2 separate regions of the Mus musculus genome follow, and region 2 is linked to region 1. The links are chromatin loops, found by intact Hi-C in ENCODE. Cell type or tissue: left cerebral cortex. All regions are shown on one strand. Each heading gives the region's core, and the rest is flanking DNA. Links, peaks and the distances in the headings are about the cores only. Region 1 has its middle 60 kb from the start of Ntm. Region 2 has its middle 70 kb from the start of Gm15521.

Region 1 (8,344 bases), core at 283-8,282:
TTCTTGACTTCACTTTGAAGTGTTCCTTTGTCTAGGTTTTGCTAAGCTCCCTAGGGAGCAGAGGAGCAAGGAAGGTTTGAGGAGAGCTCTAGGTTAGCTGAGTACTTCCTCTACCCTGGTGGCTCAGCAGTCACCCTTGGATGTTTATGAAGTGGTTGTTTGAGATGGCAACTGTGGGTCAGGATTCTGCCCTCTGTCCCTACCTGGCTATAAATACACATTTACCTGGATCTATTAACCTGATTTTACAGCTAGAGTACATTAATCTCACTTTGGTGTATACCTAAGAAGGATTTGAGATCCCATCCATCCATCCATCCATCCTCCCACTGATTCAGCCATCTGATCTTAGATTCAGAGCTTGGTCCCCAATATCCCTAACAAGCCCGGCTCAAACATCCATCAACAGACAATAAATGTAAAAAGCAAAAACTAGAAGGCTCATTCAATGTGACCAAGAAATGAAAAATGAGGTTAGTGACTCCTCCCCAAACTCACCTTTGAGGTTCTGACATAAACCATAAGTACAGAGCAAATGGTATAACTGAGTATACCTGAGTATATTCAGTATAACTGAGCACTTCTGGACAAAGTATAGCTCACCTACTGTATTGTCTAGGCTGTGGTCTCTATGAAGAGCCTGCAAAGTTGTTAGAATCATGTGACATCTCTTTCTGGGAGACAAGCAGTCCCTCGGGGTAGTAGGAGAGACCCAGCCTTTCCCCTTTACCTTCTAACAGCATAGGATTTCCAGGGAAATTACAATTTCATGGGGTCTACTATTTCAATAGCAAACACGATGGTCACAAACATTTCTTTAGAATATAATTTTTCCCGAACAGGATGGTTACATATCTAGCATCTGTTTCTTTGTCTATCCATCCATCCATCCATCCATCCATCCATCCATCCATCCATCCCATCCATCTACCTGTTCGGCATTTATTCACTAATTAAGCCATCTTTCATCTACTTGATACATTCACTGATTCGTCTACTTGAATATTCAGGCTTATGGTCAACTTTACATACATACATTTATCGTATTTTTAATCATAATTCATTATTCTCCTTCTGTTTCCTAACTCCAACTCCTCTCAAGAACCACCTCTAAATTCATGGTTTCCTTTTTTTAAATTTATATATATATATATATATATATATATATATATATATATATATATATATATAATATATATGTGTGTGTGTGTATACATATATACAAATACATATATACATATATATATACACACACACTGATCAATATCTACAGGGATTTCAGGGTTGACCACTTGGTACTAGATAACCAAGTAGGTGGCTTTTCCCTGGGAAAGGCTATTTTTCTCATTCTCAGTATTCATTAGTTGCCTATAGTTCATTGTATAGGGTTGAGGCCCCACGAGCTTTTCCTCTTACATGTTAGCATGTCTATGAGTGTCATTCTTGTTCACACATTATTTGTTATATTATATATTATTATTTATCACACATTACAGGAAGCTATATTGATGAGACTTCATGGGTGTATAACTCCTCTAACATTTATAGGAGACATAACTTTATAACAAAATTCCTGTTTCTCTGGATCTTGCAATCTTTCTGCTCCCTCTTCCAGAATAATCCCTGAGCGTTAGATGCAGGAGTTGTATTGTAGATGTATCTACACATTGGATTGGCCATCACAATGAGTTGTCTCTGAATTTTGACCAGTTGTGGTTTTCTATAATGTTTTCCATCTGGACTAATATCCACTTATCAGTGAGTACATATCATGTGAGTTCTTTTGTGATTGGGTTACCTCACTCAGGATGATGCCCTCCAGGTCCATCCATTTGCCTAGGAATTTCATAAATTCATCCTTTTTAATAGCTGAGTAGTACTCCATTGTGTAAATGTACCACATTTTCTGTATCCATTCCTCTGTTGAGGGGTATCTGGGTTCTTTCCAGCTTCTGGCTATTATAAATAAGGCTGCTATGAACATAGTGGAGCATGTGTCCTTCTTACTGGTTGGAACATCTTCTGGATATATGCTCAGGATAGGTATTGTGGGATCCTCTGGTAGTACTATGTCCAATTTTCTGAGGAACTGCCAGACTGATTTCCAGAGTGGTTGTACAAGCTTGCAATCCCACCACCAATGGAGGAGTGTTCCTCTTTCTCCACATCCTCGCCAGTTTATATGCCTCAGCACAGGGGAACGCTAGGGCCAAGAAGTGGGAGTGGGTGGATAGGGCAGTGGGGGGAGGGTATGGGGGACTTGAAATGTCAATGAAGAAAATTCCTAATTTAAAAAAATAAAAAATAAATAAAAATTAAAAAAATAATGTTTTCCATTTGTTGCAAAGAAAGTTTCTTTCATGAAAGGTCAGAACTACACTTATCTGTGGATATAAAATAAATATTTAGAATGTAGTCAGAGATTAAACTGGGTTAGTAAAGTGGAGATTGAAGGTTTTCCTCCAAAATCCATGACTCCTCTTGCCTCTGGTAATTGGCTAGGCTCCCGGTAGAAGGCCTGAGTGCAGATAGAGAACTGTTGGTTCCTTCCAAGGTATGTATCACCTTTTCACCCTTAAGATTATCACATCATTTTGCTTGTTATTGCTTACATACATTTTTTTGTGTGATAGCTATTTGTCCAGAACTATGGGAGAAAGTATTAAAAACTATATTATCCAGATATTAATGAGCACATTTTTATTTAGGTAGCATTCTACCATCAAGTGTATCCTTTATTCCTTTCCTGGTTTTAGCAATTAAAGTGTTATATCTAAGGTAATCATTTCATCTCAGGCAACCCAGGATGGTGGATCTCTTGGCGACTGTGATCTTAGTTCTAAGCTAATGGTTCTTATCGTGTATGCTCAGCTCTGTCTTTGAGGCTCAGAAATACTCAAAACCTTGTCAGAAATGCTCATTGTAGGTCTCTCCTTCTGGATCATTGAGTCGTACACTCTGGGATTGTCACAGCAGTCTGTGTCACCAAACTGTCCATATGATTCTATTTTACATGGAACTTTGGGGACCACTGTGCTAAACCCACTTTTCTAAACTGATATTAACTTCTGACTCATCACAACTTTCTGTCTTAAGAAATTTTAGTCTCCTGTTCTGTGGCTGCCTAGCTGATTCCATAAGCTAAATACAGCAGCTTCACTGAAGTAATTAATATGTTCACCACAGCAATAGCAACAAATACAAAAATAAGTGCATGCATAAATAACTTAGAGAGGAGGTGGAAGGGTTTAGGTGACAGCAGAAAACCAAGTCACAGTGGCAACAGTGAGTAGCTTAGGGATATTTCTTTCAGACAGTACAATGTGTATAGAGACCAAAGCAGTGTCAAGCCCTGTGTGGGATGCCTGGCCAACTGTTCTAGGGTATATATATATATTTTTTACAGGGCTCTATAGTGATTTCCAGCTAAATTTTCACAGTATTTGCCCTGCAGTCTTTGGAACATATCTTTGGAGAACTTCCTGTGTTGCCTAGAGGCAGCTGAGAAGATGCAGCTGTCCTCCCAGCTTGGTACCAATTGATCATGAAACAGTAGTTGAGCCCCTTAGAACTATACTTCTTACAACAATTAACAGATTTCATAACTCTTTGCCCTTTTTTAGAGATGGTCTGTAGCTAGATCTTTGGGAAAATATGCCATTATTAGCTGCTAGTCCTTCTTAAAGAGTTACAAACTTCTGCTTGAAATAAATGGTATCTCAGTTACTTTTGCCAGAAATATGTAGAAAGCTAATAATACATACTTTACAATAGACAGGCTTGGAAGAGGTACGTCTATAGTCTGTGGTATGCTAGTAAAACAAATGCAGACATGGATTACACTTTTAAACAGAGTAAGGTAATTGTTTGGAAGTGGTTTCATAGGTAGATGCCCCACCCCTGGGGACACTTCTAGTCCTGAGTACTTGGGATTTCTTGCCTATTATTGAGGTAACTACAAGAACAAATAGAGACATGTGGGGTCCTTCATTAAGGGAGCTATCAAGTGAGTGAGAAGTTAATAGAAAATAGCAGTGGGGGCGGGAGACAGACAGGCAGAGAAACAGAAAGAGAACCAATAAAGAACCCTGTGTGCTGGGGTAGGGGTTGGGTTTGCTCACTTTGCAAAGGAAGTTACATTTGAAGTTGCTGTATTTGAGTCTAGATATGAAGAAAAAGAAGAAAAAGAATTCAGAGGAAATTATATTCTAGGTTGGGGAACAGTGACACACACTTGAGTCTCAATGTCAGCATGAGCTCAGTATATTGGGAAAACAAAGAAGCTAGTGTGGTGGTCAGTGCCTAGCTGCTGAGGGAAGGGGTAGAGATGAGGCTGGGAGATAGACACCAAAGGAAAGCATCCTGCCATGCTAAGGAGGATGGCTTCTTTAGAGGGATTTAAGCAGAGTAGATCTTTAATTGTCGTCCAAATAGGGATGCTTATGAAAGTTACCGGGACACTCTTGGTAATTAAACTGAGTGTCACAGGTAAATTGGGCCATATGTTTTCCCCCTGGGTTGGAAGAGCATTGTGACATGGTTGCTGTTTCTAAAAGATCTCTCCAGCTGCTTGTAGAGAACACGTAGGCAGGAACAAGAGTGGGAGTGCAGGCACTGTAAACCAGCGTGGTGCACATGGTCTGCTTAGGGAGGGAGGCCACAGGCTGCTGCTGCCAGGGCCCCCGTGCTGGGCAGAGCATCTGGGCAGTGTGCTGGTGAGGGACTACCTGTCCTGGCAGGGAGCGCAGGTGATCTGACAATTCTAGATCATCTGAATGAAGAGACACAGTACTTTGTAGCTTAGTGTGGTAAATTTAGAAGAATTAAAATAAAGTTCTCCCTGCCCCACTCAGCAGTCAGGAAGTACGTGGTTCCTGGGAGCCAGGGTGCCAGCTGACAATCTAAAGGGGTGAGCAGAAAGTGAATGGGAAGGGTTGCTAAGGGAGACAGGGTTATTTTGGAGATGTCCATAGCATTCTGATACTAATGAGTACATAACTATGGCCTCTCCACACCAACTTTAGAAGCCATAGAAAGCTGAGAATCTATCTATATAACTCTAGTGGGATTTTCGCTGTTCTCTTTCCTTCCTGTCTATGAGCTGCCCCAGAGTCTCCTCATCCCACACATAAAACAGGAGAGATGATAAAAAGCAAACATTTCACTTGGCTTTTTTTTCTTTCTATGATCTCTCACATCATCACTCCTTACTTTTGCCACTGTTGAATCTCTTTTATAGCTATGTGTATTGTACTATGCCTCCATTTTTCTTCAATTTAGTATCTTTTCACTTTTATCCTAATAATCATATTTAAAAGTCTTGCTCAAGAATGATCAGTGCTTATCAATATCCAATGCAGTGGGGGGGGGGTCTCATTCTGCCCACCCCTGGCTTTCTTTTGGCACTAGAACATCTTTGAATTCTATTCAGATTAGAGACCTCCACCTCTCAATAGATCTAACTTAGAGCCAGAGGCAACAGATGTTCAACTAGATTGTATTTAAACTTATTTGCCCTGTCCATGCTGACAGAGACTGGTAGCCAATAATTGTTTTTGTTAGACTGATTAGATAGTCAAAGTCTATTTATTGATTCCTCTTGTTCCTGATAGTTAGGGTCAGAATTGGGTGTTGTCAGGTTCTTGGATTGTGATCAAGAAATTGAAATAAAGGACCACACAGATGTCAGGGAGATTTTACTCAAAGCAAAACTATAGAGCAGGCCAGAATACACCACAAGGAAGCCACAGGCCACGAGTGAAGATCCTCAGGGAACCTGATGGTTCGCTGGGGCTTCTTTTATGGAGTGCAAGAGAAGGAAGAGTTTGATTGCTAAGGAGTATAGCATAGGCATTCTCTATTGTGCATGTTCTGTCCCATAAAGCATGTGATTACATACATGTATGCATGTAATGCAAGCTCAATTGTACATGAGTATAAATGACCACTTGGAATCACTATTAAAGTTCACTTCTGTTTGTAGGTTTACCTTTCCATACATGTACTCAAAACCACTTCAGTCTTCATTGTCTCCCTCCACACTATACCTAGACATGATTGCGAATATGTATCAATGGAAATCATCCAAGTTTAATAGTCTTAAGGAAAAAAAAAAAGTATCCCATGGTTCAGAGGGGCTATGTGAGCCATTCAAGGCAGGGTCTCAGGCTGCCATGTACATTACTAGAAGAAGGATGTATGTATAAACTAAACTAAGTAGGGTCCCAGGTTATGAGCTATCCCCTGGGGTAGTCTGCATCACCTCTACAGCTCAGCTCTGTTGGGGATTGTGGCGCTGCCCTAATGGTTAAAATCTGTATCGCATGTCCATGGCATTAGTTTTCCCATAACACATTCACTCCATCTTAGCTTATCGTGCTCAATTTTTGCCACTCAAAAAATATTCACCCACCCCCTCAAAAGCATAGTGAACATCTTTGAAATATCACTTACAATATCATCTTTTAAGCCTCACAAAAATGATATGAGATTTTATAATTCAAAGAGATGTTAGAGAACATTTATTTCAACAGTCTGTAAATTTCCAATAAGAAGTTCCTAATCCCTGTGCCTTTATTTTCAAGAGAGTTTTTTTCAGGTTTATTTCCAGCTGAACAGCTAGTTTAGTTCTGACCTTTAAATAAAGGCAGATAGAGCTGCTGCTCTGCCGTTGACCAGCATTTCCTTGTAAATTGAACAAGTGTTGATTGAGTTATTGTGTCTCAATGGCTGTACTGGATGCCAGAAATTAAAAGACAAACAAAACCAGACTCCTCTCACTTGTCAACCTTATAATTGAGTGTAACACGTACCCAGTGCTCCAGTGTCATCTTGCTGAGTTTATACAAAACCATCAAAAATGTCAAAGAATGATTTTAATTTGATTCAACCCTCTTTATAGATACCCAAGTCTCTTATGCAAATGTCTGAGCCATGTAAAATATAAACAACCCATGTTAGGGGCCCTAAATTAGCCAGGGAACACTTACTTTAAAGGTATTTTACCTAATCTAATAGCCTATTACACATACAAAGACATTAAGGCCCACCAAGGAAGAGGGTTTATTTTTTTTAATAGGTTATGAACATTCCCATTTAAGCAGTAAAGAACTTGGAGCTAGAACCCACATATGGATTTCCAATTCTGTGGTTTCTGTTCCTTCTTGTCCTGTTTAAATTGCACTATAGCCTTTGATCCTTTTTATTTCTCATCTTTATATGTAATATTAAACTAGCTTAAAAAGTCCATTAGTATTGAACCTGTTTAACTTAGTTTAATCAATTTTCTTCCCATTGCAATTGAGCCACAATCCTCTCATTTTTGCAAAGAAGTTGTCAAGATCTTTTGGGACACAGGTTTTTCCAGAATATACTCTGAGCAATCAGAACAATGCAGGCCAAGGGGCTATAAGGAAACTCCAACTCCTTTCTTGACATTTAAATTCTTGCATTGTAGTTTCTGCCTAAAAACAAACAAACAAACACAAACAAAAAAAAAACAGGAAAAGAAAACAATAAAAAAAACTGCAAGTGTCAGTGTTTGTGTGTGTGTTTCATTGTTTGCAGTATTGCTTGTGTGATACATGTACTTGTTTTGCATGTGTGCACATGTGCATGTGTGCATATGCACATGGAGATTAGAGGTTGGCATTAGATATCCATGCCCAATTGCCTCCCACTTTTAATTTTTGAGACAGAATCTCTCACTAAACTTTAAGCTTATCAACTCTCCTAGGCTGGCTGGCCAATGAGTTTCAGGGACCCACCCACCTGTCTCTGCTACCATCTCTCCAACATTAGTGTCATCACTGTATGCCTTTGCACATGACTCTTATGTTAGTGCTGGGAGTCCCAGTTTAGATCTTCACATTCTGATCTCCCCAGGCTCTGCCGTCTGTCTTTATCTTTCCCTCTTCCTGACTCTACACCCCATGCTAAAGCTACTGAAATTAGTAATCTTTCTCCCTCCCAGGAAATGTCTGTCTCACTGTCCTGGACTGATATAGCTGTTCCATTCTGGTCACCCACCCGATTGCTGCCCATCTTTGGACCTTGGCATCCAGAGCTCTGCTATGGGTGCAGCTGGAAGGAAATGTTCTGCTACCATCTTTGCGGCACTTTCAGTCTGTAGCTCTCACTGGATCACCTTTTGTCATTGGTTATTTATGCATCACACATTTCCTTTCCTGCAGGTAGGAACCTTGTGTTGTTCTCTGTAACTCCTGTAGGGCAGGCAGTCAGTAAAACAGAGAAACTTAAACACCTCTCAGTGGTTTCTCCTTTGCCCTCCCCTGTATGTAATGACAATGACATCTCACATTTGTATATAATTTCTCTTCCCATT
Region 2 (8,344 bases), core at 256-8,255, 89 kb before region 1:
TGATGGATGTTGGGTAGTTTGTAAATAACAAATTGATTACTCACAGTTCTTTCAACAAATGAGCTAAGGTGCTGGCAAGTCATTGTCAAGGTGTGTCACAGTCTGCTCTAACACTTTAAGGTAATGCTCTCAGCAGCGGACATGTTAAGTTTGCACATGGATAAAAACTATACAATCACCAAACCCAGACACTATTGCATATGCCAGAAAGATTTTGTTGACAGGACCCTAACATAGCTCTCTCTTGTGAGTCTATGCCAATGCTTGGCAAATACAGAAGTGTATGCTCACAGTCATCTATTGGATAGAACACAAGGCCCCTAATGGAGGAACTAGAGAAAGTACCCAAGGAGCTAAAGGGGTCTGCAACCCTATAGAAGGAACAACAATATGAACTAACCAGTAAACCCCCCCCCCCCCCCAGAGCTGTGTCTCTAGTTGCATAGGTAGCAGAAGGATGGCTTGGTCAGCCATCAATGGCCCTTGGAATTGCAAAGATCATATGACCCAGTACAGGGTAATGCCAGGGCCAGGAAGCAGGGCCAGGAAGCAGGAGTTGGTGGGTTGGGGAGCAGGTAAGGGGGAGGGTATAGGGGGCTTTGGGGATAGCATTTGAAATGTAAATGAAGAAAATATCTAATAAAAAAATAAAAAATAAAAAGCTTAGACAATCTAACAGGGAAAGAGAGCCTAATTCATTAATAGAATTAGTTCCATGAGACTACTGAAAGCCCTGCTTCCAGAGATTAACCGTTTGGTGACTGGGCTTTTAGCTATAAAATTTGAAGAGACACATTCATTAACAAACACAGTGGAAGGGTACCCTATGCTTCCATTTCTTCTTTGGTTGTGCAACTTTTTCACAACTACCTTCATGAGCTGTGTGTGCAGGGAACGGAAGCTAACATGCTCAACCATCTTGCTCTTTTCTCTCTTCTCGACCTTCTTCTCAATGTCAGGCTCCTATGGATACGCTTTTAAGTCAGATATACATTACCAATGCACACAGAAAAGAGCTGCATGTGTATTTTGACGCTATCTTAGGGTGTTTTCTCTTTTCTCAGACTGTCCATGTTCTCACCTAGCTAACCTGTTATTTAAGTTTCATAACCTGGCGGCCCCGAACCACACATTGTCTTGTCAAATACGCTGCTTTTATCCAAGAGTGGTAGGGAACATGAGTCTGGTCCAACCCCGGTTACGTCGTGTGTTTTCACTACGGGTGACTAAGCAGTGCACGATCTCCCTGCCTTTATTACACGGTCTGGTTCCTCACACATCATTCTGTCTGCTATGACTGCGGGACATACCTCACAATTCCCACAAGTGTGTTAAAACTTGCATCCAATAGTCTTAAAGACCTCTGACCTCTGGCATCTTCTGTCATCCCATTTTTAAACAAAATAGTCCACAGCCTTGGTACTGCTGACTTTCTTTTCTTTTTCTTTTCTTTTTTTTTTCCAAAATTGCTCTGAAACCTTCCACCAAACTGAAAGTACTTAATCGTCAGTGGATTCTTCATAAATGTCAGTGGAACCCCATCTGTTACACGAGTTTTCCCTTATCTCAATAGCCTTTATTAAGCCTCCTACCCTGCAGGCACTGGGTTTTGCCCCTTACAACCTCAATTTCTTCTTTGGTAGCAGCATCTCAGGGAGACAGCCATGTGCTTTATTTCTTCTTCTTCCCCATTCTGTCTTGCCCTTGGGGAAGCCCATTCTTATCACTCACACTAACCCTTGACTCCGCACACAGCCACACACACACTTTCAGAAGGAGCTGGAGAAATCATTTTCAAAAGTCATTCCCTCATAACTCACTTTGCTAGAATAACATACCATTTCCCCCACCTTCCACTCGCTGGAATAACGGTCTCTACTTGTATCATTCCATTCAGGCCAACTGAGGCTCAATTTGCAATAAACTCATTCATTGCATGCAAAATAAGTGAGGGTGTCCTATCTAGAGGCTCCAAATATAATTTACATTCTCTGTTTCAGATAACCATGCCATCACAAAGAATCCTAGTGAGAATTCTTTTTTGTGGAACTCTCCATTAGAGAACACTCCTAAGAGTGGTTCTCACTGCAGCCTCCAGGAATGCATTAAACTGAAGGTGAAGATAATTTGCCTCAGCATTCAGTGTGACTGCACCACTAATGATCTGAGAGCTATTGTGGGCTACTTCCTTCCTGGATGCCTGTGGTTTTTAAAGCACACTCAGATTTCAGATCTGCCGAGGACCCCAGCCTGTTCTAACATTTCCATGATCTCTCCTGAGGGAAGAGGGGTTGCTTTCCTTGCCCTTTTCCCGTTCTCTCCCTTCCTGCAATGGATGCTTAGGGGTTAGAGATGTACTTCTTTCTTGGTGGTTTGTTCTCATGGGGTTTGGAAATAATCATTTTGAGATGAATGCTTGTGCAGTTGTCAGAGGGTCCTGCCACTGCTGCTAGCCCGATGTACCTTTGCTACCATCCCAATGTCTCTGAAGTGTAACTCAGAGCAGCACACCTCCAGGGGTGTGCTACCATGGCAGCTAGTTTATCATTTACAAATCCTGTTGAGTTGTGCCGTAACAAATATATGTTATTACCGTTTTGCATAGGCTCAAATCCTGAAAATGCTCATTTGAAAGGAACTTTATGGCTCAAATGCAGCTGGCCCCCTAACCTATTAGATCATTTGGTATATATCTCAATAGAAGATCACTTTTGTTATGAACAGCTCCTGCTTAGAAAAAAAGCAAGCCATGCACTTCCTCCCAAGAATTAGACCTCTCAGTCAGGTTTAAAAAAAAAGAGAGAGAGAGGGAGAGAGGAAGGGAGAGGGAGAGGGAGAGGGAGAGAGAAAAGACTTCCAGTGAGCTTCAGACACAGGAATTAATATTGAAGTATTGTTATGCTGTCCTTACTAAATCCCCATAGGAAAATATTTGGACCTGGATTTCCTTCCCCTGCTATTGATACCACCCCTGGGGACCAAGCAAGGAATATCTTTTCCAGATGCTGGTTTCATTTAACTCTTCCATCTCCAGAGTGTGGTCAATGAACAACAGTGTCTATACAAAAATTGGCACATGTTTTAGAATAGCTCTATTTAACACATAGATGCTCAGAAAATAACTCCACATATGTGTTCTGCATTGTCTAGGGGTTTTTAATCCAAGATATTATATGGGGATTTGAGAAGCTTGGTCAGTAGGATTCCTACAGCCTTTCTTTCCAAATAGCATTGATAATGTGAAATGTAGCCTGAGTCGTAGGCTTTATGCATTTATTTTATGTGTGTTAAGTGACTATTTGAGATGGTGTAGTCATTAGAGCAGAACAGATACTTTGAAAAAGATACCCACACTGTCCATTGGGTTTCTTATCCTTTGTACAAGTTAGATATCAGACCCGAAGGCCTTTTCTCAAATAATAATGCGGTATCTAACCTCCTGCTTTGAGCCCTCTCTGTCAAGATGGTAGTGGGTCATTTGGGGTTGTTTGGAATGGCCATCTTGAGCAGGTGCTCCAGCTTCAGACTGATCCAAACTGCATGGTTGCAGCACTTGGATTAACTGAGAATTTTTAAAGGGCCTTTGTCACTGTTTTCACATGCCTGTCCTTTAGGTGCAATTTCAGATGAGCGCATGACTTTAAAATTCTGGTACTTTTTTTTTTCCTGTTTCTTTTTGTGTGCAAACCAGCTAATTCCATCTCAAACTCATCTTTCTTAAAATACCTTGCCAAACGCAGCAAGGGAAGATCAACATATGCTAGCATTCTGCCTCTTTCCAAGTCCTTCCCTGAGATGCACCAGCTCAGTAGGCACTTGGTCTGTCTTCCATGTTAACAAGGGTGACAGTTTTACCAAATGTTTCACTACAGCAGAGCAGGGATTTCCAGCTTGCTAGGTCTGTTTCCTCACTGTCTACCACTAAACTGCTAAGCTGGTGTCAGATCGGGTAGACTTTAAAAAAAAAAAAAATAAAATGACAGCATCTACTTCAAGACCTTGAGTTATGTATTAGTTAAGCTAATATTATCTGTTGCGAAAAAAAAATCCCTACACTTTAATGTCATAACAGACTGAATGTTTCTTTCATCTTCCCCCAAAATTTTATGCAAGCCTCACTGAAGGATGGAGAGTTAGCATCCTTCCACACAGTGGTTACAGAAGCCTAGGTTCCTCTGTCCCATGATTCTGCTATTGTATTAACCCCATTAGCTCCTCAACAACCAACAGATGAGAAAAGGAAAAGCAGGCTTTGGAGAGCAGTCCTCGAAGTGGTGAATCTTACTTCCTGCTAGGGTAGAGTCTTTCTGTACTGACAGCCCTTTCTCACCCAGAACAAACAGGAATGTGTGTGTGTGTGTGTGTGTGTGTGTGTGTGTGTGTGTGTATTAGTATCCCCAAATTTGTGACTCACTCTTTTGTGAATATATATTTTGTGGCAGAGGATCACAATTGCCACACATGCAAAAAGGTTCTAGAGGACATTTTTGAGTTCTATTTATAAATGAATTGTTCATTACACAGTTAGATCTTCACATCTTCAGGGTGCTTGTCCATGGATTCAGCCAACCTTGGATCAAAACCACATAAATGAAAACCATATCTGCACTAATACATGCAGACTTTTTCCTTGGCATTATTCCATAATCAAAACAATGTGAGAACTTTGTATAGAAAATGTACTTGGTAATAGGTATTACAAATAATCTAGAAGGATTTTAAGTAGATGATGATGATGATGATGATGATGTGTGTGTGTGTGTGTGTGTTTAGAGTATGCAGCAATACACCATTTTAGATGAGGCTGACATCCTTAGCTTTCAGTGTTTTCAGGGAATCCTGGAGTCACCCATAGATGTTGGCTATATTTATTGCTATTTATGTATTTATATGTAGTGAGATGCTGTATTCTCCAGCCATATCATCAGGAATCCCCCCCCTCTCCTTTTTGAGATAAAGTCTTATTATATAGCCCTGGTTGGCGTTGAACTCACTAGGTAGTCAAGATTGGCGTCAAACTCCAGACCCTCCTCTGTGAGCCATTCAAATGCTAGGGTTATAGGCATCAACATCACACAGCACAGCCTATGTATCTTGAATAAAGTAATTTTGCTATGTCTCCTACTTCTTTGGTAGGGTGTCATCTATTAGTGGGCGTGAAATAGAAATCTTGGCCCACTTCTGAGTTGATGTTATAGAGAAATATTTGTACATAAGCACAGACATGCCTAATAAATAAGAATCTTTTAATGAAAAATATTATTCCAATTAATAGTAATTCTTATTACAGAGGGCTTTTAAAATTAAGTTATAAGATCTATAAGCCATGCATTTCTGTGCTTCCCTTTTGTTAGTAAAATGTTCACAATTTTGTTGTGCAATGAAGCCTGTAGCAGGATGATGCTAAAATACTGCACACCATGCGGTTATGAAATAACTCACTTTAAAGCATAGAATTTTAAAAAAGAGAAACCCAATTTTTGCAAACAAAGAGTCCAAGAGTATTGTTCACAATGTAGCAGTTCATTCTAATTTCCTGGCAAATTGACATGCTTAGCTATTACAGTTTCTACCAAGTTCTTGGTTGCTTCAGGAATATTTACCTTGTATTAGTGTAATGATAAAGTGTATAGACAGCATGTCACTGCAAATACTGAAGCATACATTTCCATTAATAGAACACCATTGTGTTTTTTACATTAGTCATAAAGGGAATTGATAATTGCCTATGGGATATATTTTACCTATGAGCAAAAAAAAAAAAAAAAAAAAGTTTGACCCAATTCTGCTTGCATGGTGAGGGATGAATAATATATTGAATTATGATACACAGATCATTGGTGGATTTCAGGATAGAAAAGGAGCTATTCCCAGGGGACTACGCCATGAGTGAGCAAATGCTAAAAATTTGAAAGCTGATAATACTGTCATTCCATCACCTGTCACAGCTCAGAAGTGTAATCCCATTCAATATGAGAGATGAAAAGGTAAACCTGGCATGTTCGGTAACATTAAGCACCTGTCATTCAAATCCTAGGATCCGGGAGGATTTGTAGAAAAGAAGCAGGCCCCTCTGCAATGAGCCAAAAGCCTATGACTGTGTTTGGTGACTGGTTTTCCAAAAGGTTAAAGTGAAGCTAACACAACTGGTTTCTACCCACTTGTTCTTTACCAAAAGGTTGGCTGTCAATCTTACTGTAAAAACCATCAACTATAATATTTAAAACTTTAGGATTCCACTTAGGGTTGATCAAGCAGAGGAAGAAATTTAAGAGCAACTACTCAGACTTAATACCAAAGTCAAGTTCCTTTTCACATATTTATTCCAAGGCTGAGAGGTTTTTTTCCCCCTTTGTTGCTAATGAGTAGGAGAAGAAGGCAATTATAATGCAGAAGAACACCCCTTTAGCTGTAGTCAGGAATTCTACCATAAATTACAAGTTCCTCAATTTTCATGTTCATTTATAGAAGAAGAATTTAAACACCCAAAATAGCTCTTGCATATAATCATGGTAAAACTCATATCGTGTAAACATATTTAACATCTCCTTTTATCTTCTTCCTTAAGATTGCCTTTCTCTCCTATCTTACTCAAGCTTGTTAGGCAGGCTAGTCTTCTGTCAACTTGACACCAGCTAGGGTCATTTTAGAGGAGGGAACCTCAATTGGGAAAATGATCCTACCAAATTGGGCTGCTGGCACATCTGTGCTACTTTTTTTTTTTTTCTTATTTTTGATGTATGGTTGACAGGGAAGGACTTGGCTCGTTGTGGGTAGTCCCACCACCTCTGAGCTGGTTATTTGATTGCTATAAGCAAACAGCCTGATCAAGCCATAGGAGCAAGCCAGGAATCAAAATTCCTCCTTATCCTCTTCTTCAGTTCCTGCTTCTAAGTCCCTGCCTTGAGTTCTTGCTCTGACTTTCTTTGATGATAGATCATTACATGGAAGCATAAGAAGAAAAAAGAAAAAAAAAAAACCCTCTTCCCAGCGTTAAGTTGTCTTTGGTCATGGTGTTTTATCACAGCAATAGAAACATTATCAAAGACCCTTGTGGCCATTCCCATTTTTCCAGTCAATTATTGTGGCATGCAGAATTCTAAAGATAATCACCAATATATCTACCTCCCACTGTGATGAACATGCAGAAAGCTCTTGTCTTTGAATGAGGACACAGCCTGTGACTCTGATGGAATGGTCTCTCTGCTCCTTGGCCAGGTTGTGCTATATAACAAATGTTGAGCAGATGGCCACTTCTGCGGTTGTGTGGCATTGTGTACACGGTTGCCATAGAAAGCTGGGAAGGACAAGAAATGAGACAAGTTCCTGTTGACCTAGAAGAAAGCAAACAGCGTTATTGGAACTTGTCTATATAATGGTATGTGGCAAAGAATCACAGCCAGCTTGTAGCCACTGGATAGACCCAGACAACACCTATCAGGAATATGGTACCTCTAGAAGCACGGAAGGTGGACTATGCACACAGGCAATGACCTTGGGAGGGAACTAGAAGCCAAACTGAGAACTGTGGATCAGGCTGACATTTCCCTTTCAGCCTGGACAGATCCTGAGTAGAAGACTACTGGATTTCCCACTGTGAGATAATAAGTATTCATTACTTTGGACTGACTGGTCAGTAATAATAGTATTTTTTGGTAGAGGAAACCAAATATAACTACAGAATATTTCTAATTAATGCTTAACACATTGTTGTATTCAATGTTTGTTCTTTCTTACAGAGGATAATACCCACAACATGAGAGACAATGTGCTGGAGACATTTTCTATGTCATAGACTCTGCCTTTAAGTCTTGTACACTAGGGAAGAAAACAGGTGTCAAAATCATGCATGTTATGAGAGTAGCTTCATCCTGATGTAGCCAGTGAGCAGTGGGGAAGCAAGGAGTGGAGAGACTTTATAAAAGACAATCACTAAATGCATCTTGGATTAGATGTTGAGAGAGAAGTAGTTATTTTTGAAGTGTAGGGGAGATGGAAGAACATGCAGACAGAGAAGATATGGGATAAATTACAGCTGTTTTCTCTAGGAACTGTCTGGTGGTGAAACGGGGGAAAGGGGTAGATGTGAAGTAGAGGAATGGATAAAAAGCTGAGTCTGGAGATGCGTACATACAATAAGATGCTGTAGCAACGTGTTATTGGAGTGTTGTGAAATGCAGCTGTGTGGGTATCTAGCGGGAATGCTTCAGACAAGCAGACCTCCCCAGCACACACAGACATTCCTGTCTAATCAGATTCTGTGGGTTCATCATAGGGTTTAGAAGGCAGAAGTCACATTCATAGTAATGCTTTGGGGAATGCTTTGGAGTGCATCTGGCTGTTC

The links. A loop is a pair of places that touch in the nucleus more often than their neighbours do. Peaks named below come from ENCODE experiments on the same cell type or tissue, not always from the same donor. Only the 100,000 strongest peaks of a DNase experiment are listed, where the experiment ranks them.
Region 2: a loop joins it to region 1, with 8 times the contacts of the local background. A loop is called at or near these places in 2 of 42 quality-filtered maps.

Annotation. Positions count from the first base shown.
Region 1 is chr9:29,468,744-29,477,087 of GRCm38, reverse strand. It overlaps a transcript of Ntm not described here. Among named protein-coding and RNA genes, the nearest start is that of Ntm, 60 kb to the right of the region's middle. In left cerebral cortex, for the core only: no CTCF peak of the experiment used is centred there; DNase peaks (open chromatin) are centred at 4,673 and 7,862; H3K27ac peaks cover 1,790 bases.
Region 2 is chr9:29,558,051-29,566,394 of GRCm38, reverse strand. It overlaps a transcript of Ntm not described here. Among named protein-coding and RNA genes, the nearest start is that of Gm15521, 70 kb to the left of the region's middle. In left cerebral cortex, for the core only: no CTCF peak of the experiment used is centred there; a DNase peak (open chromatin) is centred at 3,737; H3K27ac peaks cover 1,781 bases.